2 separate regions of the Homo sapiens genome follow, and region 1 is linked to region 2. Evidence: chromatin loops called from intact Hi-C (ENCODE). Cell type or tissue: PC-3. All regions are shown on one strand. Links, peaks and the distances in the headings refer to the core of each region. The heading gives the core; the rest is flanking DNA.

Region 1 (12,545 bases), core at 1,529-9,528, 80 kb after region 2:
AGGAATTTATCCATTTCTTCTAGATTTTCTAGTTTATTCGCCTAGAGGTGTTTGTAGTATTCTCTGATGGTAGTTTGTATTTCTGTGGGATCGGTGGTGATATCCCCTTTATCATTTTTTATTGTGTCTATTTGATTCTTCTCTCTTTTCTTCTTCATTAGTCTTGCTAGCGGTCTATCGATTTTGTTGATCTTTTCAAAAAACCAGCTCCTGGATTCACTAATTTTTTGAAGGGTTTTTTGTGTCTCTACTTCCTTCAGTTCTCCTCTGATTTTAGTTATTTCTTGCCTTCTGCTAGGTTTTGAATGTGTTTGCTCTTGCTTTTCTAGTTCTTTTAATTGTGATGTTAGGGTGTCAATTTTGGATCTTTCCTGCTTTCTCTTGTGGGCATTTAGTGCTATAAATTTCCCTCTACACACTGCTTTGAATGTGTCCCAGAGATTCTGGTATGTTGTGTCTTTGTTCTCGTTGGTTTCAAAGAACATCTTTATTTCTGCCTTCATTTTGTTATGTACCCAGTAGTCATTCAGGAGCAGGTTGTTCAGTTTCCATGTAGTTAAGTGGTTTTGAGTGAGTTTCTTAGTCCTGAGTTCTAGTTTGATTGCACTGTGGTCTGAGAGACAGTTTGTTATAATTTCTGTTCTTTTACATTTGCTGAGGAGTGCTTTACTTCCAACTATGTGGTCAATTTTGGAATAGGTGTGGTGTGGTGCTGAAAAAAATGTATATTCTGTTGATTTGGGGTGGAGAGTTCTGTAGATGTCTATTAGGTCTGCTTGGTGCAGAGGTGAGTTCAATTCCTGAGTATCCTTGTTAACTTTCTGTCTCATTGATCTGTCTAATGTTGACAGTGGGTTGTTAAAGTCTCCCATTATTAATGTGTGGGAGTCTAAGTCTCTTTGTAGGTCACTCAGGACTTGCTTTATGAATCTGGGTGCTCCTGTATTGGATACATATATATTTAGGATAGTTAGCTCTTCTTGTTGAATTGATCCTTTTACCATTATGTAATGGCCTTCTTTGTCTCTTTTGATCTTTGTTGGTTTAAAGTCTGTTTTATCAGAGACTAGGATTACAACCCCTGCCTTTTTTTGTTTTCCCTTTGCTTGGTAGATCTTCCTCATCCCTTTATTTTGAGCCTATGTGTGTCTCTGCATGTGAGATGGGTTTCCTGAATACAGCACACTTATGGGTCTTGACTCGTTATCTGATTTGCCAGTCTGTGTCTTTTAATTGGACAATTTAGTCCATTTACATTTAAAGTTAATATTGTTCTGTGTGTACTTGGTCCTGTCATTACGATGTTAGCTGGTTATTTTGCTTGTCAGTTGATGCAGTTTCTTCCTAGCCTTGACGGTCTTTACATTTTGGCATCTTTTTTCAGTGGCTGGTACCGGTTGTTCCTTTCCATATTTAGTGCTTCCTTCAGGAGCTCTTTTAGGGCAAGCCTGGTGGTAACAAAATCTCTCAGCATTTGTTTGTCTGTAAAGAATTTTATTTCTCCACTTATGAAGCTTAGTTTGGCTGGATATGAAATTCTGGTTTGAAAACTCTTTTCTTTAGGAATGTTGAATATTGGTCCCCACTCTCTTCTGGCTTGTAGAGTTTCTGCTGAGAGATCTGCTGTTAGTCTGATGGGCTTCCCTTTGTGGGTAACCCGAGCTTTCTCTCTGGCTGCCCTTAACATTTTTTCCTTGATTTCAACTTTGGTGAATCTGACAATTATGTGTCTTGGAGTTGCTCTTCTCGAGGAGTATCTTTGTGGCATTCTCTGTATTTCCTGAGTCTGAATGTTTTCCTGTCTTGCTAGATTGGGGAAGTTCTCCTGGATAATATCCTGCAGAGTGTTTTCCAGCTTGGTTCCATTTTCCCCGTCACTTTCAGGTACACCAATGGGACGTAGATTTGGTCTTTTCACACAGTCCCATATTTCTTGGAGGCTTTGTTCATTTCTTTTTATTCTTTTTTCTCTAAACTTCCCTTCTCACTTCATTTCATTCATTTTGTCTTCCATCATTGATACCCTTTCTTCCAGTTGATCGCATTGGCTCCTGAGGCTTCTGCATTCTTCACGTAGTTCTTGAGCCTTGGCTTTCAGGTCCATCAGCTCCTTTAAGGACTTCTCTGCATTAGTTATTCTAGGTATCCATTCGTCTAATTTTTTTTTCAAAGTTTTTAACTTCTTTGCCACTGGTTTGAATTTCCTCCTGTAGCTCGGAGTAGTTTGATCGTCTGAAGCCTTCTCTCAACTCGTCAAAGTCATTCTCCGTCCATCTTTGTTCCATTGCTGGTGATTAGCTGTGTTCCTTTGGAGGAGGAGAGGCGCTCTGCTTTTTAGAGTTTCCAGTTTTTCTGTTCTTTTTAGAGTTTCCAGTGATTTTATCTACTTTTGGTCTTTGATGATGCTGATGTACAGATGGGTTTTTGGTGTGGATGTCCTTTCTGTTTGTTAGTTTTCCTTCTAACAGACAGGACCCTCAGCTGCAAGTCTATTGGAGTTTGCTAGAGGTCCACTCCAGACACTGTTTGCCTGGGTATCAGCAGCGGTGGCTACAGAACAGCGGTGGCTGTAAAACAGCAGATATTGGTGAACCATAAATGCTGCTGCCTGATCGTTACTCTGGAAGTTTTGTCTCAGAGGAGTACCCGGGCATGTGAGGTGTCAGTCTGCCCCTACTGGGGGGTTCCTCCCAGTTAGGCTGCTCGGGGCTCAGGGACACACTTGAGGAGGCAGTCTGCCCTTTCTCAGATCTCCAGCTGTGTGCTGGGAGAACCACTACTCTCTTCAAGGCTGTCAGACAGGGACATTTAAGTCTGCAGAGGTTACTGCTGTCTTTTTGTTTGTTTGTGTCCTGCCCCCAGAGGTGGAGCCTACAGAGGAAGGAAGGCCTCCTTGAGCTGTGGTGGGCTCCACCCAGTTTGAGCTTCCCAGCTGCTTTGTTTACCCAATGAAGCCTGGACAATGGCAGGCGCCCCTCCCCCAGCCTCGCTGCTGCCTTGCAGTTTGATCTCAGACTGCTGTGCTAGGAATCCTTGAGACTCCGTGGGTGTAAGACCCTCCGAGCCAGGTGCGCGATATAATCTCCTGGTGTGCCGTGTTTTAAGCCCGTTGGAAAAGCACAGTATTAGGGTGGGAGTGATCCGATTTTCCAGGTGCCGTCTGTCACCCCTTTCTTTGACTAGGAAAGGGAGCTCCCTGACCCCTTGCGCTTCCTGAGTGAGCCAATGCCTCGCCCTGCTTCAGCTTGCGCATGGTGCGCTGTACCCATTGTCCTGCACCCACTGTCTGGCACTCCCTAGTGAGATGAACCGGGTACCTCAGATGGAAATGCAGAAATCACCCATCTTCTCTGTCGTTCACACTGGGAGCTGTAGACGGGTGCTGTTCCTATTTGGCCATCTTGGCTCCACCCAATCCCCACTTTTCAATCAAATACTTAGCAATACTTGTTATAAAAGTATTTTGTAGATCTGATTAAAGTCCATAATTCATTGACTCTAAGTAAGGGAGGATTTCCTTAGATAATCTTGATGGGTCAGATTCAAACAGTTGCAAGTTCTTAAAAGCAGAGTTGAGGCTTCCTTTGGAGGCAGAAATTCTGCCTGTGAACTGCAGCACCAGCTCTTGCCCAAGAGTTCCAACCAACCTTCACAGAAACCTGCCATGGAAATTTCAGACCTGCATAGCTAGCCCCACAATCACGTAAGCTGATTCCTTGCAATAAATTGCTTCAGATATATCTCCAACTGCTTCTGATTTCTGATTGAATCCAAATAGATAAAATGGGCCAAGAAATGTGCCAAGCTTATGCCATGAAATCACTCAGATGTACATAATATTATCCTCTGCTGTGTTCTGCGTCCCTTCAGAAACTGAAGGATCCCAGCATTTTCAGGTAGGTGGGTGAGGAAGTAAGACAAGGAAAGAAAAGCAGCAAATAAATGATGTACTCTCAAGCAAATTATCCCTGTGTGTAACAAGATAATGCTGTTGGAGAAATCTGAGATACAATGTAAATTGCTTCAGAGAAATTTCAAAGAAGAGAAGGGGTGGGAGTGAATGGATGTTTATCAACCAACTCTCCAGTCATCTTGGGTAAGGGGCTTCCAGGGGCTCTAACATCTGCTACACTCAGGACTTTCTCTGTCCTTGATCTCAGAACCCCTTGCCCAGGAAAAGACCCAGGAAGGGGTTGCAATGACAATTTGTATAAGTCTTTATTAAAGGTGAAATCTAAAGGCAGTTGGAGTGCTGGTGCATTGATGGCAGCTGCTGCATTTTTCTTATTTTTATAGATGAGAAAACTGAGACTAGGCAGTTAATTTACCCAAAGTCAAATAGCTAGTAAGACTAAAACTGATTTGTCTCCAAAATCCTTTTAAAACTTTTTCTATGGGGCCGGGCTTGGTGGCTCACACCTGTAATTCCAGCAGTTTGGGAGGCCGAGGTGGGTGAATCACGAGGTCAGGAGTTCGAGACCAGCCTGGCCAACATGGTGAAAACCCATCTCTACTAAAAAAATAAAGAATTAGCCAGGCATGGTGGCAGGCACCTGTAATCTCAGCTACTCAGGAGGCTGAGGCAGGAGAATCGTTTGAACCCTGGAGGCGGAGGTTGTGGTAAAATGAGATCGCTCCATTGCACTCCAGCCTGGGCAACAGAGTAAGACTCTGTCCAAAAAAAAAAAAAAAAAAAGGAAAAAAAAATTCTATGAAACACATAACTAATAATAATAATTTTTTAAACAAAAGAATCAGTGCAGACGGTAACACTCATGCCAACAGAGAATCAGATTGACTGCTATCACTTTCTTTGGTCACACTAATTTTTAGGAGTGTCAGCAATGCTTATTTATCCACATTGAATTAACTCAAATTTTTATATTTTTGAGACTCAAGATTCTCTCATTTCTTAGTAGTAAACACTTCAGGGTGTGCCTTGAACATATTAGCACAGGTAGGGGAAGTCTGCAGTTGGGAGCGTGGGTGTCCCAATGATGCTCCACAATGAGGGTCTGGAAAGATGTCTGCAGTATTTTATATCTCCTTCTGTCTTTTCCCTTATCAGGAAGTTTGTTTTGCTATTATGTTCTCTTAACACTCAGCCCATATGCATAATTCCAATAATGTCTGAAGCAAATCTTTTCATTATTCATGAGACATCTGCAGCACCTTTCTGAATACTATGCAAGACACTGTACAGAAGACAAATGTTGAGGAGAAAGTTAAGTACTTTGCCACATTTATTAGAGGAGTATTATTATTTCAATTCTATAGGAGAGAAAATGAAGGATCTGAGAGATTGAATATAATGATGGGGGACATGCCTGGTTTGGATTCAAAATCATGGCGTTTATCTTTACAGCAAATGTTCTTTTTATCATGCCATAAATAGTGCCTGTGCAAAAAGGACTGGATGACAGATTACCAACTAAGTTACATAAGAGGTACAAAATGTTGGGCAAGATGCCAGGAGGCTGAATTTGGTTATTGCCAAAAGAATAACTCAGGCAAGATGTATCAAGAGTTTCCTCTTAGAGAGTCTCAGGAACGTCTGTGTAGAGAAGGTGGATGTGATCAGGATATGCAGAGAAAGGGAAGCACACACAGAGTGGGAGTGCACCTGCCTGGTGAGAGCAGTGCTGAAGATTTTTATTGGTTCTGGGTGTTGAATGTGTGCACAGCCTTTCTGACTCACAGAATTGTAATTCTATCACATTGCTGTTCAAATGATGGCTCTTCTCTGAAGCCTTCACTGAACACCTAACAGAGTTAGCCTTGTTTTCTTAATGCTCTCAGAACATTCTCTTCTACGTTGCAGTGCAGTAGTCTGTCTTGAGGGTCCTGAATCTGAGATACATTTCTTAAGCTAAAATCCAGGATCTACCTCTTCCTAGCTGTGACCTTCACATTTGTTTAAAGCTAGACTCTTCATTAATGAATGAATTAATGAATCAAATCATATATCTTAAAGCAAAATAAACCTAACCAAATTGTACACGAACAAGCCTCTGTGTGAAATAATTTTCCATTTACTCAGCGCAAGTGGTAATGACCGGGACATGTTGTGTGGGGAGTTATTTTAAATACTAGGAGGGTAAAGCAGCTACTGTACATTTCTATCAGTAAATCTTCCAACTAAATATATTTTCATTTTCTTACCTGACTTAAGATAGCATAGGAGGCCATTTGAAGTTGATTCTAGCAACCAGGCCACACACACCCACTTTCAGGAGGTAGAGTTTAAATGTTTATAACCACACTCAGGTCCAGTGGGAAAGGTGTTTACAAGTGAAAAAACAAATACAATAAAACTTCTGAAATCTGCAACTTCTATACCCTTTTATGAAGGACAGCCTAGAGTAAAGCTTCAAAGTGGGTCTCTAGTCATGGGCTGGCTGGGCATGACTGAAAATGCTGGCTCTTACATTCATAAGGTGTATGACCTTAAAAATTACTTGACCTGTCTAAGCATAATATTTCTCGCCTGTAAAATGAAAATAATAATAACCATAATATTGTTTGTGAGGTTTGAGTGTGTCAATTTCTACGAATTTCATAGGATAGTAACTCACGAATAGTAACAGCTGTGTAAGTGTTGGCTGTTCCAAGATTGCTGCAGTGTCAAGGAAGGCTTCAGGTGGGAAGTCACCACTCTTCTGAGACCTGAAAGTAAAAAAGTTAGCTTGACATAGGCAAGAGTGATGGGCATGTCAGGTAAGGGGAGTGCAGCACGTGCAGAGATCTGGGGGTGAGCAAATATAACCCATGGTGGGATGAGGGTTCAAGGATACAGAGAAGGAAGCAGGCCAAGAAGTGAGCAAGCAATGGGTCTCAAATATCAGGGGAAGCATTAGAATTGTATCCCAGGCCAGGCATAGTGGCTCACGCCTGTAATTCCAGCACTTTGGGAGGCAGAGGTGGGTGGATCACAAGGTCAGGAGTTCGAGACTGGCCTGACCAACATGGTGAAACCCTGTATCTACTAAAATTACAAAAATTAGCCAGGTGTGGTGGTGTGCACCTATAATTCCAGCTACTCAGGAGAATTGCTTGAGCCCGGGAGGCAGAAGTTGCCGTGAGCCGAGATGGTGCCACTGCACTCCAGCCTGGGCAGCAGAGAGAGACTCCGTCTCAGAAAAAAAAAAAAAAAGAAAAAAATTGTATCCCAGATATGTAGATTGGAATGAAGGGTTGCAACGGGGGATTAAGAGGGTCAACATTTTCCTGACTTTTTCTCACCTGCTGGTAATGCTGGTGGATCTCCAACTCCATATTTTTACATGCAAGTTGACAGAAGCTGTGGTTCCTCTGATCTTGTTTGCAGCTTCTCTCCACTGACAAGACTCGAATTTGCAGCTCTAGTCACTTCTACCAGCAGCTACAGAAATGTGACTTTCCTGTGCTGTCTTTAGGCTGCTCTCATGGGACCAGAACATGTGGCTTTGGGGCAGGGGAAAATTAAGATCCTGCGACTTAATCTGCACTAAAAACATAATGGCGATTCTCTTCTTATGTGCAATTCAAACTAAAATGTTATTATTTTGAATTTCCAAAATTGAAACAGCTTTTTGAACTAAATTTCCTAGCTGTGTAATTCTAAAGAAAGCTTATTGACCTTGAATTTCTCTCTTGTCTCATGACTATTTTGCTTGTGTTTAAGGACATGATTAGTTTTATGTCGAAAGAAAAAAACCCAGCCAGATTTTAGGGTTTTTCCTAACCGCCCCAGATGGTAACTGGACAGCTCAAGTTTGAACAAAGTAGCTTGTGGGTTGCACCTAGAAGAATCAGCGGGAGAACAATAGGCAGAGAGTGTGAAACATAGTAAAGTATGACGGGCTGATTGGGTAAATAATGTCACCCAGTGCCACCTCACTATCTACACACCTGGTGGCCTTCACATCAGATACCCTGACTTCCTGGGTGTTAACCATAGTAACAGCCAGTCCTTCTGCAGCACACAATGTCCCATCACATTGCTTCAGCGTGTCTCCTTTCTCTGCTGATAAAGATTTCCTCTATCCTCATCATTTCAGCATTCAAACATGCTGCTATTTATTTTATCTTTAAAACACAGAAAAAAAAAATTCCTCCTGGCCACATTCTCCCAAACAGGTACCACCCCTCTTCCCTTTGCAGCAAAATCTTTGGCTCCATCTCCCGACTCCTCCTGAAGCCCTCAGTTCTCAGTCTGATTCAGTCATCAGTTGTCAGTGTGCATCTACTTTGCTTCTCAGCGACGTCTGACACCATCACTCCCTCTTCTTCCTTGAAATACCATTCTCACCTGGCTTCAAGCATGGTTCTCTCCTCACCTGGCTTCCAGCAGGGTCCTCTCTTCACCTGGCTTCCAGCACGGTCCTCTCCTGGTTTCACTTCTACCTCCAGTGGCTGCTATTTGGCTCTTTCATGATGTACTTTTCTCATGTCTCCTTCCAGTCTGCAAGGCCTCAGGAATCCAGGCTGCTACTTTGTTCTTTTCTTTCCATCCTCACTTCTCTGTGTTGCTCTCATCCAGTCTAATGGCTTCATTATTTTCTGTATTTTTTATTGTCTATATTTAAGGTGGACAACATAATGTTTTGATATACATATATACAAAATATACCTGTAATACACATGACATACATATATATGATTACTACAGTCCATCAAATTAACATGTCCATCACCTCACATACTAATCTTTTGTATGTGTGATAAGAACACCTAAAATGTACTCATAGCAAATTTCCAATAAACAATGCAATATCATTAACTACCATCCTCATGCTATACATTAGATCTCTAGACTTACTCATCCTACATTACTGCAACTTTGTATCTTTTGATATAGATCTCCCCATCCCCCCAGTCCCTGACCCTGGTAACCACTATTCTACTTTCTTTCTATGTATTTAACATTTTTTAGGTTCCTCATAAATGAAATCACGTCGTATTTTTCTTTGTGTCTGATTTCTTTCACTTACTATGATGTCCTCCAGGTTTGTCCACGTTTCTGCAAATGGCAGAATCTCCTTTTGTAATGCTGAATTATATTCCTCTGTGTGTGTGTATGTGTGCATGTATGTGCACACATGCCAGAATTTATCCATTCATCTGCCAATGGACTCTAGATTGCTTTCATATCTTGGCTTTGTAAAGAATGCTGCAATGAAGACAGGAGTGCCAATATCTCTACAAGGTGCTGATTTTATTTCTTTTGGGGATATAACAAGAAGGGGGATATTCTGGGCCCTATTATAGTTTTATTGTTTTTTGTTTGTTTGTTTTTAAATTCTACCTGGATGCTTTTGGTAATAAAATATTTAAGCCCAGCCCAGAATTGTAGACTTGTATATCCAACTGTCTACCTGAAATGTATTTATGGGTTTCCAATAGTCCATTTAAACTTAGCATTTTCTTTCCAGATCATTGACTTATCTTCCATGACTTAGTTTTCTCCATTTCCGTTGATGGCAATTCCACCCTTCTGGTGTGCAGGTCAGTAATCTTGGAATCATTCAGATTTATTCTCTCATATCCCACATTCAAACCTTCAGAATTGAGGTCCTCTTAATTCTCCCTTCAAAACGTATATCCAGAATCTCATCTTCCCCTCCTCTACTGATCTATTTATTCTGAGCCACCATTTCCATTTCCTCTTTCCTAGACTACAACATTTGCCTCCTAACTGATCTTCCTCATTGTTTTCTTGCCCCTGTACAGACTCCAACACTGCACTGCCAGGGTGATGCTTTTAAACAAACTACATGACTCACTGCTTAAAACCTTCCAGCAGCTTCTCACCTAACACAACATAAAGGCCAAAGCCCTTATAATGTCTAAGATTCTCTGTGAACTTACTTTCCTGTTACCTTTCTAAATTATCTTCCTACTCTTTTCTCACTGACTCTGTTCCAGCCTCACTGGCCTTGATATTCCTCAAAGGCATCAGACAGGCTTCCATTTCAGGGCTTTTGCTTTAGATCTTCCCACTGCTAGAATTGCTCCTGCCTCAGGTATCCTCATGGCCACATTCTTCCTCCTCTCCACATCTTTGCTCAAATGTCACCATCTCAATGACCCACCTGATCCTCCTACTGAACACTGCATTTCTAGTCTATGACCCCAACCAACCCTTTCTGCTCTTGGGACTCCTGTGGTTGGCTGAAAAATAAGTCCCCTGGGAGATACTATTATTCAGGAGCTCACGGAAAGTGACTTCTTACACAATCATCCTGTAAGAAAGTGTTTATAGTTTTCAAACCCACTTTGGGCCATAGTATAACAAATTCCATAGCATTTAGCTCATACAAAATTGATGTGATGATTGGGGAGCGCTTTGTGCCTATGAATAACTGTCTGAATGCCTCCTAATAATGATGTTCAGATCTGAGTATTCTCTTAAGAGCATTTGCACTTCTCTTCTCGCTCTCTTCAATACCTTTTACTCTTATGGAAAAAAAAAATAACTGCCCTCCAAAGAACAGGGTGCAGCCTCTGGTTGACCTAACAGATGGATTGCTTTTAGGAAGTGAGTGGGAGCTGCCCTATAATAAGAGAGGCATGCCTCTAAGTTTCACATCTTTTCTACCAGAATCTATCCTGCTAAAGTTTTTGACAAATTTGGACAACAAAGCTACATCTAAGTGACATATTAAACGTAAGGCCATGCAAACTTATTGCTTATATTTCTTTTTCTCTTTCTTATGTATAAATCAAATCCTATGTCATTTGAGATTTCACAGCTAAAATATGGTATGGGTATGCATGCATCTATGATGTGTGAATGTGTATACTCACATTGAATAGCTTTTCAAAGAATTATCATACTTCTATTCATATGGAGACATCATCTTTGGGAGCTAGAGGGGCCTTTTGAAGCCTTTTGTTTCACGCCCTTATTACAAAAATAAGAAAATTGGAAACTCAAAGCAATTAAATGGCATACCTAAGGTCATATTATGAGTTAATGGCAGCATTGATGAGTAATCATCAACAGTTGAAAACCTTCTAGAGTCTCTTCTCATAAAGTCTTTTGAAAAATGGCTGTCAGCTGATCAATTTGATAGTTTATTTGAAACAATGACAGTATTAACATGTTAGGTTGATGGCAGAAACTGGCTTGTGTTTGGATGTGGCAAGATGATGCAGAAGGGAGTATAGACTTCCGTGCTCAGTAACTGTGAATTATTGGCATTCTCTTAGGTGGGCACTTGCTGCTGTGGTTCACTATGGTTCTTTCCAACTCTCTCATTATAAAAAGTGAGCTGTTGTTCTGAGATTGCATATTTGCATACGTTGGCTCTGTAGGATCTTGTTCCTGATTAAAGGGCCCATTTCTGCCAATTCTCAGGGAAGGCGGCTGCTGCTGAAGGCTTGATAATCATTTTTTATGCATCAAGGAAGGCACAAGAAGCTTCAAACCATAATCATTTCTATAAACATAGACAAGCCGTAAATTGTGACTGATACAAATTAAACTATGTTCCTCGGTAATTATATTTTAGAGATTGTGCACCACATACCCAAACATAATTTTAAACTCAGAAAACTATAATTGCACGTTTAGTGCCTAGCACTCTTTGTACTCCTTGTATGTTTTGCTTTGCTTGAGTTATTCCAAGGAAATTGATTTTCTGGGCACATCATGTTCAGGTTCATTAGGCCATTGGCACGACTCTCACTACATTATTATTATTCTCATCATGTCAATCATGTCTTTCTGGAGGGGGACCCAGAACCCATTATGATAAGAAGTAACTAAGTCCTCCCAAATGTGTCTGCAATCTGTTTCCTCCTCTCCATCATCACTGTCACTACTATTGTTAAGGCCTTGGATATCTTTTCTCTGGGCAATTGTCACTGTCTCCAATTGGTCTCCATGTAAGCAATCATCCTCTATAGCTACCCTCTATGGCAGATGTATGATAAACTCTATCGACCATGACATTGGTAACAAAATTACTTTGCGTCATAGCTCTACAAACATGCACACACACACACACACACACACACACCCTACTGAAAGGTCAGTTTTACAATGCAGCACTAATGTCTGGTCTCACCTCCCTTAAAAACTGTGAAGGTTGTCCTGAAAGTTGGTAAAGTGACAGGAACTTAATTCTAGGAGGCCTATGTTTGGTCATGTGACAGTACCGAAGGCTGTATTTCTCAAAACCAGACCCCTAGACCAGGATTTGGGTCCCAGTAATTCATTTGGAAAGTGGTTCCTGGAATCAAAAGTGAGAAAATGGAAAAAGTCAGAGAAGGGATGGAGGAAAGCCATATAAATCAGGTCACTGCCCTGGACAAATGGGGCTCATCTTGCTGGCAGCATGCTGAGAACCTGGAACCAGGCACCTGGAGTTTCAGGAGATTGGCACACATCCACTGACTCTCATGTTCCATCGGTTAAGTGAAGATGTCTGCTCCTGGAAATAATGACAGACTAGTTTTTCTAGATAGGCTGGAAACATATACAAAGCCCTGAATACTGGGCAAAGGCGTTTGGACCGTGATCTGTAGACGAGGATGAATTATCAGGTAAAATGGCTCCA
Region 2 (12,545 bases), core at 2,075-10,074:
TCTCCAGCACCTGTTGTTTCCTGACTTTTTAATGATTGCCATTCTTACTGGTGTGAGATGCTATCTCACTGTGGTTTTGATCTGCATTTCTCTGATGGCCAGTGATGATGAGCATTTTTTCATGTGTCTGTTGGCTGCATAAATGTCTTCTTTTGAGAAGTGTCTCTTCATATCCTTTGCCCACTTTTTGATGGGGTTGATGGTTTTTTTCTTGTAAATTTGTTTGAGTTCTTTTAGATTCTGGGTATTAGCCATTTGTCAGATAAGTAGATTGCAAAAATTTTCTCCCATTCTGTAGGTTGCCTGTTCACTCTGATGGTAGTTTCTTTTCCTGTGCAGAAGCTCTTTAGTTTAATTAGATCCCATTTGTCAATTTTGGCTTTTGTTGCCTTTGCTTTTGGTGTTTTAGACATGAAGTCCTTGCCCATGCCTATGTCTGAATGGTACTGCCTAGGTTTTCTTCTAGGGTTTTTATGGTTTTAGGTCTAATATTTAAGTCTTTAATCCATTTTGAATTAATTTTTGTATAAGGTATAAGGAAGGGATCCAGTTTCAGCTTTCTACATATGGCTAGCCAATTTTCCCAGCACCATTTATTAAATAGGGAATCCTTTCCCCATTTCTTGTTTTTGTCAGGTTTGTCAAAGATCAGATAGTTGTAGATATGTGGTATTATTTCTGAGGGCTCTGTTCTGTTCCATTGGTCTATATCTCTGTTTTGGTACCAGTACCATGCTGTTTTGGTTACTGTAGCCTTGTAGTATAGTTTGAAGTCAGGTAGCATGATGCCTCCGGCTTTGTTCTTTTGGCTTAGGATTGACTTGGCGATGCAGGCTCTTTTTTGGTTCCACATGAACTTTAAAGTAGATTTTTCCAATTCTATGAAGAAAGCCATTGGTAGCTTGATGGGGATAGCATTGAACCTATAAATTGCCTTGGGCAGTATGGCCATTTTCATGATACTGATTCTTCCTATCCATTAGCATGGAATGTTCTTCCATTTCTTTGTATCCTCTTTTATTTCCTTGAGCAGTGGTTTGTAGTTCTCCTTGAAGAGGTCCTTCACATCCCTTGTAAGTTGGATTCCTAGGTATTTTATTCTCTTTGAAGCAATTGTGAATGGGAGTTCACTCATGATTTGGCTCTCTGTTTGTCTGTTATTGGTGTATAAGAATGCTTGTGATTTTTGCACATTGATTTTGTATCCTGAGACTTTGCTGAAGTTGCTTATCAGCTTAAGGAGATTTTCGGCTGAGTCGATGGGGTTTTCTAGATATACAATCATGTCATCTGCAAACAGGGACAATTTGACTTCCTCTTTTCCTAATTTAATACCCTTTATTTCTTTCTCCTGCCTGATTGCCCTGGCCAGAACTTTCAACACTATGTTGAATAGGAGTGGTGAGAGAGGGGATCCCTGTCCTGTGCCAGTTTTCAAAGGGACTTTTTCCAGTTTTTGCCCATTCAGTATGATATTGGCTGTGGGTTTGTCATAAATAGCTCTTATTATTTTGAGATATGTCCCATCAATACCTAATTTATTGAGAGTTTTTAGCATGAAGGTTGTTGAATTTTGTCAAAGGCCTTTTCTGCGTCTATTGAGATAATCATGTGGTTTTTGTCTTTGGTTCTGTTTATATGCTGGATTACATTTATTGATTTGCATATGTTGAACCAGCCTTGCATCCCAGGGATGAAGCTCACTTGATCATGGTGGATAAGCTTTTTGATGTGCTGCTGGATTCAGTTTGCCAATATTTTACTGAGGATGTTTGCATCGATGTTCATCAGGGATATTGGTCTAAAATTCTCTTTTTTTGTTGTGTCTCTGCTAGGCTTAGTTAAATATTCTTGTGTCTATGGAGAAATAGTAAGCATCTGATTTAAGAAATGAACCAAGGAGTACACAGGAGTCAACATGGTTGGGTTTGAGATGTGAGAGAGAAGCTGGATTGGATACTCTTTATATTTTTATCTGTTACATTGGTAATGGGTTCCTATACTATATATTATTATTGGAGCCACTGCGTGTACACTGATGCCATTCACTAAGCCAACAAATAGAGGTAGAGTAGATTTAAAGGTAAATGTAATTGCTTTGTTGAACATGTTTTTGAGGAATGGGTAAAGTTAAAATAATCTGTAGGTAGTAGGGAATACAGGAATGAATCAATGAAGGCAGAACCACACTACATACAGAAATTTGGAAGTCATTGAGAGAACATGATATTTACTAAAGCCTTGAGAGTGTTGACAATTTCCCAGATAGAGCTCATTGAGCAAGAAGAGAAAGTGATCAAGACAGAATCTCAAAGAAACAATATCCAAGAGGTAGGTCAAAAGCAGGAGGAAAGTGAAGAATCTTGAACAATCTTGAGGCATAGAAAGAGAAAAAAGGACCCATGGTATCCTAGAAATTAAAAGGAAGATGATAATAAAGAGTGAATGGTAAGAAGTGCTAATGTTGGGCATTGGACCTATTAATGGCAAGAAAAACCAGACACATCCACTGCCCTCATGGAGTTTATAATCTAGTAGAGAGCTACACATAAATAGAATATTTGCAAACACACATATGAAATTACTACTATGGTAAATGCCATGAATTTACAGTGCAGGCTGCTATAAGAGGCTGTAATGAGGAAGTCTGACTTCATTTGAAATATCAGTGCAAACCTCTCCAAGGAAGTACTGTTTGAACTGAAATCTAACGGGATGAATTTGTCACCCACCCAGATTTGTATCTTGAGTCCTAGCCTGTAGTACTACAGAATGTGACTGTATTTGGAGATCGTGCCTCTAAAGAGGTAATTAAGTTAAAATGAGGTCATTAGCATGCTCCCTAATCTAATATGGCTGATTTCCTTGTGAGAAGATCAGATTAGGACATGGATATACACAGATGGAAGACATTATAAAGACACAGAGATAATACATCTATCTAGAAGCCAAGGAGAAGGGCCTCAGAAGAAAGCAAACCTGCCTACACCTTGACCTCAGACTTCTAGCCTCCAGAAAACAAGTTATGTTGTTAAAGGCACCATCTTTGTTAGGGCCAAGTTATGTTGTTAAAGCCACTTATCTTTGTTATGGCAGCTGTACCAAACAAATACAGGTAGGAATCCACCTACCAGTGTGGAAGGATGAAGCCAATGGGTATTTGATAGCTCCATGAATAGGACTTGATGATGAACTGGATATTGGGAAACCAAGCTTGTTGTGTACGATAATATAGATCATGAATACACTTTACAGTGAGTGAAGGGGGAATTGGAAAGTTGAAGTGTGAATGAGAGGACTAAAGGCTAAGACAAAAAGTGTGGCAAGCAGATTCAAGTGGTCGCTTCCACATGTTCCGCACCTTCTAGCTCCAGGCATTGGAGATGCATTCTATTTATACAATGGACAAAGATCTGCTCTCATGTAACTTAAAGATAGTTCAGGAAGCAGGGCATTATACAAGTAATTAAACTCATCATTATTTACTATTGTGTTAAATCTTTTAAAGAATAAATATGAACTTTATGAAAGTATATATTCAGGTAGAAAGTAGATTGGGCTATTTGGGAAGTTATTGCTAAGGAAGATATTTAAAGTGGGATAAATTTGATAGTTGGGATAAAAATGCCATAGGAAGGGGAGGAAAAAAAATTCAGGATAGTAGGAACACTCATAAGCAAAGTTAGGGTGTAGAGAGGCAGAGGCGTTTGTAAACACAAATGTACTATGTCCAATGTCCCTGTGGTAAGGAAGGTCACCAAAGCAGGCAGCAATGTCACTGACATTTGTCTCCATGGAGCTCAGCAGAAACAAGGCCTGCTCTGCTTTTCTGAACAGCATGTAGGCACCTTGCCATGCAGCTTGTCAGGGGACAGTCACACAGTCCTGCTGAGCTGTGCCTTCCAGGGGCCTGGCTTCCTGTGGAGCTTCAGTGATGGTACAGACAGTGGGATGCTCAGGCGGTTGGGAAAGCTGAGGCTCTCAGGGTTAGAGGGGCCATCTGGCAGGAATGTAGGATCACAGACGGGAAGTCTTAAAGTGACAGTGTTCATGTTTTCCACATGCATTTAATGAAAACTTGTTAGGTTACAAGCACTGTACTAGGTATGAGAAATCAGAGGGTCCCCAAGAGACACAAGTTGTTTGCTCTCTTTAGTAGGTTGTATTGTGTCCCTTCCCCCAAAAGATCTGTCTAAGTCCTAACCCCTGGTACCTGTAAATGTGAACTTACTTAGAAATAGTGTTTTGGCATGTTCTCACTCATAGGTGGGAATTGAACAATGAGAACACTTGGACACAGCAAGGGGAACATCACACACCGGGGCCTGTTGTGGGGTGGGGGAGGGGGGAGGGATTGCAGTAGAAGATATACCTAATGTAAATGACGAGTTAATGGGTGTAGCACACCAACATGGCACATGTATACATATGTAACAAACCTGCACGTTGTGCACATGTACCCTAGAACTTAAAGTATAATAAATAAAATAAAATAAATAAAATAATAAAAAAATAAAATTAAAAAAAAAAGAAATAGTGTTTTGGGGCCGGATGTGGTGGCTCACGCCTGTAATCCTAGTACCTTGGGAGGCAGAGGTGGGCAGATGACAAGGTCAGGAGTTCGAGACCAGCCTGGCCAATATGGTGAAACCCTGTCTCTACTAAAAATACAGAAATGAGCCAGGCATGGTGGTGCCCACTTGTAGTCCCAGCTACTTGGGAGGCTGAGGCAGAAGAATTGCTTGAACCTGGGAGGTGGAGGTTGGAGTGAGCCAAGATTGTGCCACTGCAGTCTAGCCTGGGCATCAGAGTGTGAGACTCCATCTGAAAAAGAAAAATAAGAAGAAGAGGGAGAAAAAAAGAAAGGAAATAGTGTTTTTGTAGATGGGATTAATTTAGAAAGCTCAGGATTTAGATTTCCTGGATTTAGGATACGCTGTAAATCCAGTAGCTGGTATCCTTACAAAAGAAAGGAGAGGGGATTTGAGACATAGACATACAGACACAGAGGAGAAGTTCACGTGAGGGAGGTGGAGGTTGTAGTGATGCATTGACAAGCCAGAGAATGCCAAGATTGCCCACAGCCACCAGAAGCTAGGAGTGAGGCATCGAACAGATTCTCCCTTGGAGCTTCCAGAAGAAACCAACCCTAATGACACCTTGATTTCAAACTTCTGGCGTCCAGAACTGTGAGACAAAACATTTCCACTGTTTTAAGCCCCCAAGTTTGTGATAGTTTGCTACAGCAGTCTAGGAAATGAAAAATGAGGTTAATGTCAATTTTTTTTCTTTTTTTTTTTTTGTGAGGGGTGTGGAGTTAGAGAACTAAGAAAGGCTTGATACAGCTTTCATGACTTCCATGGGGAAAGACAGTAACTAGGCAGAGGAAGAAAGGAATGAACATTCTTTGGTGAACCTACTGTATGCCAGGTATTTTGCTGGGTATTTTAGGTGCAATAAGCTGCTTAACTCTTACAACACTAGGAAGTTTGTATTGTCATTCATGGTCTTCATATAAAACATTTCAGTCTCAAAGAGGTTAGGTGATTTGTCCCAAGTCGCCCAGACGAAGCCAGCAAGCTCAGGCCATCAGGACCTCAGAGTTTGCATCCTTCTCTAGAAACATGCTGCGTTTTCCTCCCTGCCAAGGAGAAGGCCTTGACTCAATGGACTCCAAATAAGATCCTGTGTGTATGCCTCAGTTTCTTCATCAGGTAACTGAAGAGACTAGATAGCCAAAGATTCCTTTCCCATCTAAAACAAACGGTCTGCTTGAGTCCATGGAGCCCCAGAGCTTTCTTACTTAAACATTTCCTGCTCTGATCCATGTTCTTCATCCAGTATGCAAAATGAAACATGTTCATTCCGTCTCTTGGTCTTGGGGTTGTAATTCTTATCTTTATTGCTACCTCTGCAAGGAGGAGTAAATCATTATTTGTGTATTTTGTTGCCCCCCCCCTTTTTTTTTTTTGCTCTCTCTTTCAAAGTTAATCAGGTTACTTCCATGTAATTTTTTACAAAGTAAATTTCCAACTACCTTTAACCACAAATTAGTCATCACATTGTGCTTTTCAGGGTTATATTAAGTCATTCGTCATAGATGCTGCCGATAATAGTTGGCTTAGGCTAAATGTTTCCTTGTTCAGAGTATTTATCACATCCTGTACCTGCCATGCCTGTGAAAATAAAAGGCAGGGAGGGTGTGAACTGGCTCACAGAGGGCATAAGAAAATGAGTATGAAGGAGCTAGGTAAACTGCAGAGGCCCCTGCAGTGGGGAGGTGGTTATTATTGGCATTAAGTCATCCTTTGGCAGGTTTTATTGCTGCAAGATGAAAGGGACAAAGAGGAAGTGTCTACAGGCTCACAAATACGCAGGGGCTGTGTAGGGAGAAGGTGGGCTTCCATGTCTGGGAAGCAATGCTTTCTAGCTGTGAACTTGGCAAATCACTTACCATCTCCCATCTCAGACTCCTCACAGGCAAAGTGTGAAATGGAAATTCCACCCCATGGGGCTATTGTGAGATTTGAATGAAATTGTGTCTATGAAACCCTAGCCTGGCCCAGAGCATTCAATTGAGTTTGAGATCCTGTCATTCAAGGCAATTGGCTGGAAAGAAATCTCCACAGGATTCATTGGCACTGATCACATAATTCCTCATGTCCCATCATGGATCTTGGATAGGTCTGCAAGCTAGGGCCTCCTATCTGCCACATTGTGAGGTACTCCCTCACAATGGTACACAAGGGAGTACCATTTCGAAGGTACTCCCTTGGATGTGGAGTCTTCCACTGTGCTGTCATGGTCTCTCAACCTGGTCATGGCTAGTCTGGTTTGCTTCAGCAAGTAACTTTTGGCACAAGGTGTATATTCATGCTGTCTTAGCATGCGGTATTCACTGAAACACTAGCTCTGACTTAATGATCGATCTTTATTAACCGACCTTCAATGGAACATGTCAACAGTTTCCATCACACTGGAAATAGGATCCCAGTAAATCACCAGCCTCTTGCCATGGTCCACATCACTGATGACTCTGCCTCTGACTTCTCTTGCTCCCTTCCTTCTGCTTCACCAGCTCTAGCAACACCGGTCCTCCTGCTGTTTCTTGGTCCCCACTCCCACCGCAGCCCATGCACACACACTCCTCTCCCCATGTGAAACTCTGTCTGTGCACCTGCATAGTCCGTGCTTTCACCAGCTTCACCTATTTGCTCCAATGTCAACCCCAGAAGAAAGACTTCCCTGATCATCCTGCTTAAAGTCACACAATCCCCTCCATAGCTATTCATCCTCTCACCTTTGTAAATTTGTTTTCACTGCCTTTTTTTGTTGTATTACATTAACTATGTATTTTGCCTGTATTCTGTACTTGACATATATTATGCATATTATAAATATTTGTTGAGTGAAAGAATGCATAAACATACTGACTTTTATGAATAACTATGCCATGGTACTTGAATTAAAGGAGTCAGAGGCAAACATTTACTTAGCTAGGGGATGGTTCCTTCAATAATTTTTTTTTCTTTGAATAGTAGCCCCATCACTCTCAATGAGGTGGAGGTTATTATTCCCATTTTACAGGTAAGAGGGAAGAAAGTGGTTCAGAGATTAGGATATTCACAGAAAAGAATGGTACACAAAGCTGCTCAGTTTCTCTGGTGAACAGTAACTGTGCATTAAGGATTTGCTGATGAATGAACACTTAATTGTTTACATAATTGAGGCTAAAAAACTATACTAATTCCAATGATTGTTGTGTTTACTGCTGTTGTTTTTATTATAATCATTATCATATTATTAATATTATTAACATCATCATCGTTATTACCCCTTTAGCTCTTTCATTCTCAGTTTGGCAAATAAATTTGGATGTGTTCATTTCAAGGCCACCTGACTCTCCATAAGAAACCATATCACCCAGATCCATTTAATAAAGTGCAGTGATCATGCCCCCCTTCAGCTTCCTTGTGGTCACCTGATTCTGTACTCTTTCTAGAATAAAGTAAAGATGGAAGGGGAACAGAACCTATTTGATGGCCGCCTCTAGTGGAGAGGGCCGCCTCTAGTGGAGAGTTCACAAGTCGCAAAGTGAAAAGATCACTAGGAAAACTGTATTAGGCCATTCTCACAATGCTATAAAGGAATACTTGAGGCTTGGTCATTCATAAAGCAAAGAGGTTTGATGGGCTTATGGTTCTGCAGGCTGTACAAGCATGGCACCAGCATCTCCTCGGCTTCTGGGGAGTCCTCAGGGAGCTTTTCCTACTCATGGCTGAAGGTTGAAGAGGGAGGAGGCACATCACATGTTGAAAGCAGGAGAAAGAGAGAGAGTGGGGAGGGAGGGGAGGTGCCACACGCTTAAACAACCAGGTCTCACAAGAACTCACTCACTATCAAAAGGACACCACCAAGCCATGGGGGATCTGTCCCCATGATCCAAACGCCTCCCACCAGGCCCCACTTCCAAAACTGGGGATTACAATTCAACATGAGATTTGGCAGGGACATATATTCAAACTATATCAAATGGTGACCAGCCAGGGCTGGCACTGTCCCAAGCAAACCTGGGCAGATGGCCAACCTAAGTAGAGAAGCATGAGATGGAGATCCAAAAGCATTGGCTTGGTAGTCAGGAAGACCTGAGTTCAAGTTCAGAGTCCTTGGACTTGTGACGGTGGACAAATGCCATAGCCTGCTCAAGGTGATATTAATAATAAAAATATAACTCGTACTTTGCTTTGAGGATTAAATTAAACTGCCCATGTGGAAAACCCTGTAGAGTGTCAGACTCATAGCTCATGCCAGGAAGAAATGTAGCTGCTATAGTTATGCAGCACTGGGTTCTCTGTTTATTTGAAGAGTGGAGGCTTTGAGAGGTTATGAGACTTGCTCGAGGTTACGCTGAGACAGATCTCATATAAGGGTCAAGACCTACAGACACTCCTTGCAGTTTTCTGTCCACCATAAAGTGCTGCTCTTCTGATGCATTCTTTATTACAAGCCACTAGTGCAGTACTTAGTATATTGGAGATGCTTCTAAAATAAAAGATTCCATAATAGCAACATCAAAATGCCATTTATAACATAATTCCCCTTTACTTTTTCAACAAAGTTTTAATAAGTGATTACTACATCCTAAGCCCTGAGTTATAGCTAGGGAATAAAATGATAATGAATAATAGATGATGCCCTTGCCTTCATGCAGCTTACACTCCCAGGTTTGTACACTGTAGATTGTATCAGATGCTAGTTTCTATACATGGCCCCTGAGACATGCAAATGAAGAGTGTTTGATTTACTACTTTTCAGTTCACTATTTTTATCCCAAGAGAAATTTTCATTTCAACTCTCCAGCCTTACCAGTGTCACTGAACACAGAAAATTCTCGAACGCTTAACAAGGTGAAACACAGTTTCTTTCTTTTCATGAACACAAAACAATGTTTTTTTGGAATAATTTTTGGATACAACATCTTTTTTGTGTGTACAAACAAATTTTATGTTCTAAAGAAATGAACAACTAAGGCATGCGCATGAGAAGCTTTGTCTTCATATTTCATTTTTTTCATAAAAATATTTAGCTGTTGTCCAAGAAACCACACTGCTTCCTAATTAGCATTGAGCATTAGCTCTTAAGCTAACCACATAGGTCAGCTGATTTCAGATATAAGACAGCATAAATATAGTAGGCTGAACCTGCACATTCAAAACAAGATCAATTGGTCAACACGTATATGGTAAGTGCCTATCACATGCAAGACAATGCTCTAGGTACTGATGCAGACAAGAGAGACATAATCTTTGCCCTCAAAGAGCTTACCTTCTAGAGAAAGAAACAAGTAGATATTCAACCAAAAATACATTACAAAGCTAATGTTAATTTTTAAAAAGTGTTATGAAAAAGATTAAATTGATCCATAAGTTAAACAGTGCCTGAGGGAGTTGCTGGGGATGAAAAGCTCCACAGAAATGTCATCTCATTTAAGCTCAACACAAATGTCATCTCAACATAAATGAGATGACATTTGTGTTGACTAAGTAACAAGAAGAAGGCAGTCATGCGAAGGTTTACAGAAGGCACTTCAAATAGAAGGAACAGCAGATACAAAGGTCCTGAAATGAGTGCACTTAGTATACCATTCCAAGGGCTGCAAGAGGGTCAGGGTGGTTGGAGCTTGGGATGAGAAAGAGAGTGGCCTGAGATGAAATTCATGACAGAAGCAGGGGCCACTTCATGAAGGGCCTTGTAGGGCATAGTAAAAGCCTAGGGCATGGTTTTACGCAGGGAAGCTTACACCGTCTGATTATAAGGCTCACTCAGGCATCCGTGTGCAGAGCTGCCTGTAAGACACGTGGGTGGAGATGAGGACCATCATCAAGATAATGGCACTTGATCTGGGGGATGGACTATGCTGACCCGGATTAGGATTTCAGTGGCAAAGATAATAGCAAAAGACCAGATTTGGGATGCTTTTTGGAAGAAGAGCTCATACAACTTGCTGATGCACAGAACTAGGGTGAAGGAAAAGAAAAAACAAATCAAGGATTCCTCCTAGTTTGGGGCCTTGATAACTGGGTTGATGGTGGATTTTGGTGGGGACAGGGGTGGCATGGGTAAACAAGTGGTCCGTTTTAGACCAAACTAAGTTTTGGATCCCATTTGATTTCTAAGTGAAAATGCTGAATGGGAAGTTGAGCCTGGGACTCAGGGGAGTCATCAGAGCTAGAAATGCAAATTTGAGAGTCTTACTGTATTGCTGGTATTTAAACAGAGGAAACTGCATAAAATCACCTAAGAAAAGAATTAAGGGAGAGTGGATAAGGGGTTTGGAGATAGAATCCAAGGAACACAAAACTTTAGAGATCTGTTGGGGGAGAAGAGACACCATGAAAAAGTTAAAAAGAAAAGGTGATTTAAAAGGAAAACAATGTAGGCGACATATTCTTTCACAGATTTTTTTTCCCCAACTGATCCTTGTGAAATCTGATGTTTGTCTTATTTGTCCTTGGTAGCTGGTTTGACATAAACCATCTCATTCCTATTCCTCTCAGCTACTTCAATTCAGCATGTCTAGATATTCTGTTTCTGGCCTGTTTCCATTTTGACTGATATTCCTACAAATTGTGGGTCCTTCTCTGACCTGAGATCTACTTCTTAGATCCTCGATTTGGAGATTTCTGAGCTTCAGATACTTGTGGGTGCATTGTGGGTGCCAGAAGTAAGGCTTTCAAATAGAAAATTGGGAAAACAAAAACAAAAGCAAAATACTGTTTATGAAAATAGAAAAATCTCTCTACATGTATTCATTATGCAGCCAACAGATAATGTTTCTGTGCGTCCTTTGAGCAAATAGGAACCATGGTTTTAATGTTTGGGTGATGTCTCATAGGTAAAAAGCTATGGACCTCTGGCACAAATACCTGGAACAAAAGGTCTTATGGTATTTGTAGTAAATCTATATACTTATTAGCCCACGTTTCCCTTTTCTAGACTATAGGTATAGTCTCTCATAAAGCAGGGGTCATATGCTAATAATAACAATAATGATACATTAGCTAATATTAATTGACAGTTACCCCTATGTTAGGTACTGTGCAATGTATTTAATTTTCAAAACAGACTTATGAGGCAGGTGTTATTATTATCTTCATTTTTAGACAGTAAACTGAGGTTTATAAAGGCAAATTCATTCCCAAGATCATTTGGCAAGTAAAAAGCCAAGTTATTAGTTTAACTTAGTTTGACTTCAAGCCTTTACTTTAAGCCAGTGCTTAAACCAGTGTTAACATGCATATTCTGATCCCACAGGTCTGAGATAGAGCCTGATACTCTGCATTTCTATCGAGCTCCCAGGTGATGAGTATGCTACTGGTCCCAGGACCCCTCTCTGAGTAACCAGGCTCTCAGCCTCTGTGTTACAGTGTCCCCTCACGACCTGGAGAAATGCTTGCTGTGATATGAGTATGGAGCAATTGCATACTGAGAGAATAAACATGGGGAGATGGGGCAACAGATAAGTCTTCCCATCTGCTCACAGAAACTCAGCATAAACAATGTTAGAGGACGAGAGCTTTGCCACATTGTGGGGCAGCCATAGAGTAATGAAGTGGGTCAGCCTGGGGTATGGGTTAGCCTCAGTTGAAAGCACAGCATCTCAGGAAGTTCCAGATCAGCTTTCTTCATTAGGTTGTAAATTTTTGAGAGAGGGGAATATGTTATATTTCTTCTACATCTGTCGCAAAAGGTAGCAAAGTTTTTGGAACACAGAGACTGTTCAATGCATGCTCACTGCCTGCTTTTTCTTACCTCTGTCATGTATGTGCTGCTTCACTTATAAAAACTATTTTTCTATTTTCCAAGTCAAGACCCCCAGTGGAGAGATGAGCTCTAACAGTGAAGTTTACATGATCTCGATTTTGGCCAGTAGTTAACATGTGATCTCTAGAGTCTATCTTTCCAGGTTTGAATCCAGCCCTGCCACTTGCTAGCTGTGTGACTTGGGGAAGTTATTTAACCTCTTTCTGCTTCAATTTTCTTGT

Evidence for each region. Peaks named below come from ENCODE experiments on the same cell type or tissue, not always from the same donor. Only the 100,000 strongest peaks of a DNase experiment are listed, where the experiment ranks them.
Region 1: a loop joins it to region 2, with 6 times the contacts of the local background. A loop is called at or near these places in 1 of 110 quality-filtered maps.

The regions. Positions count from the first base shown.
Region 1 is chr4:11,580,123-11,592,667 of GRCh38, forward strand. All of the region lies in intron 2 of LOC107986178 (a long non-coding RNA gene), which reads left to right. Among named protein-coding and RNA genes, the nearest start is that of HS3ST1, 160 kb to the left of the region's middle. In PC-3, for the core only: no CTCF peak of the experiment used is centred there; a DNase peak (open chromatin) is centred at 5,599; H3K27ac peaks cover 1,527 bases.
Region 2 is chr4:11,499,525-11,512,069 of GRCh38, forward strand. No RefSeq gene overlaps it. Among named protein-coding and RNA genes, the nearest start is that of HS3ST1, 77 kb to the left of the region's middle. RefSeq lists an enhancer at 5,400-6,599. In PC-3, for the core only: no CTCF peak of the experiment used is centred there; a DNase peak (open chromatin) is centred at 6,177; H3K27ac peaks cover 2,185 bases.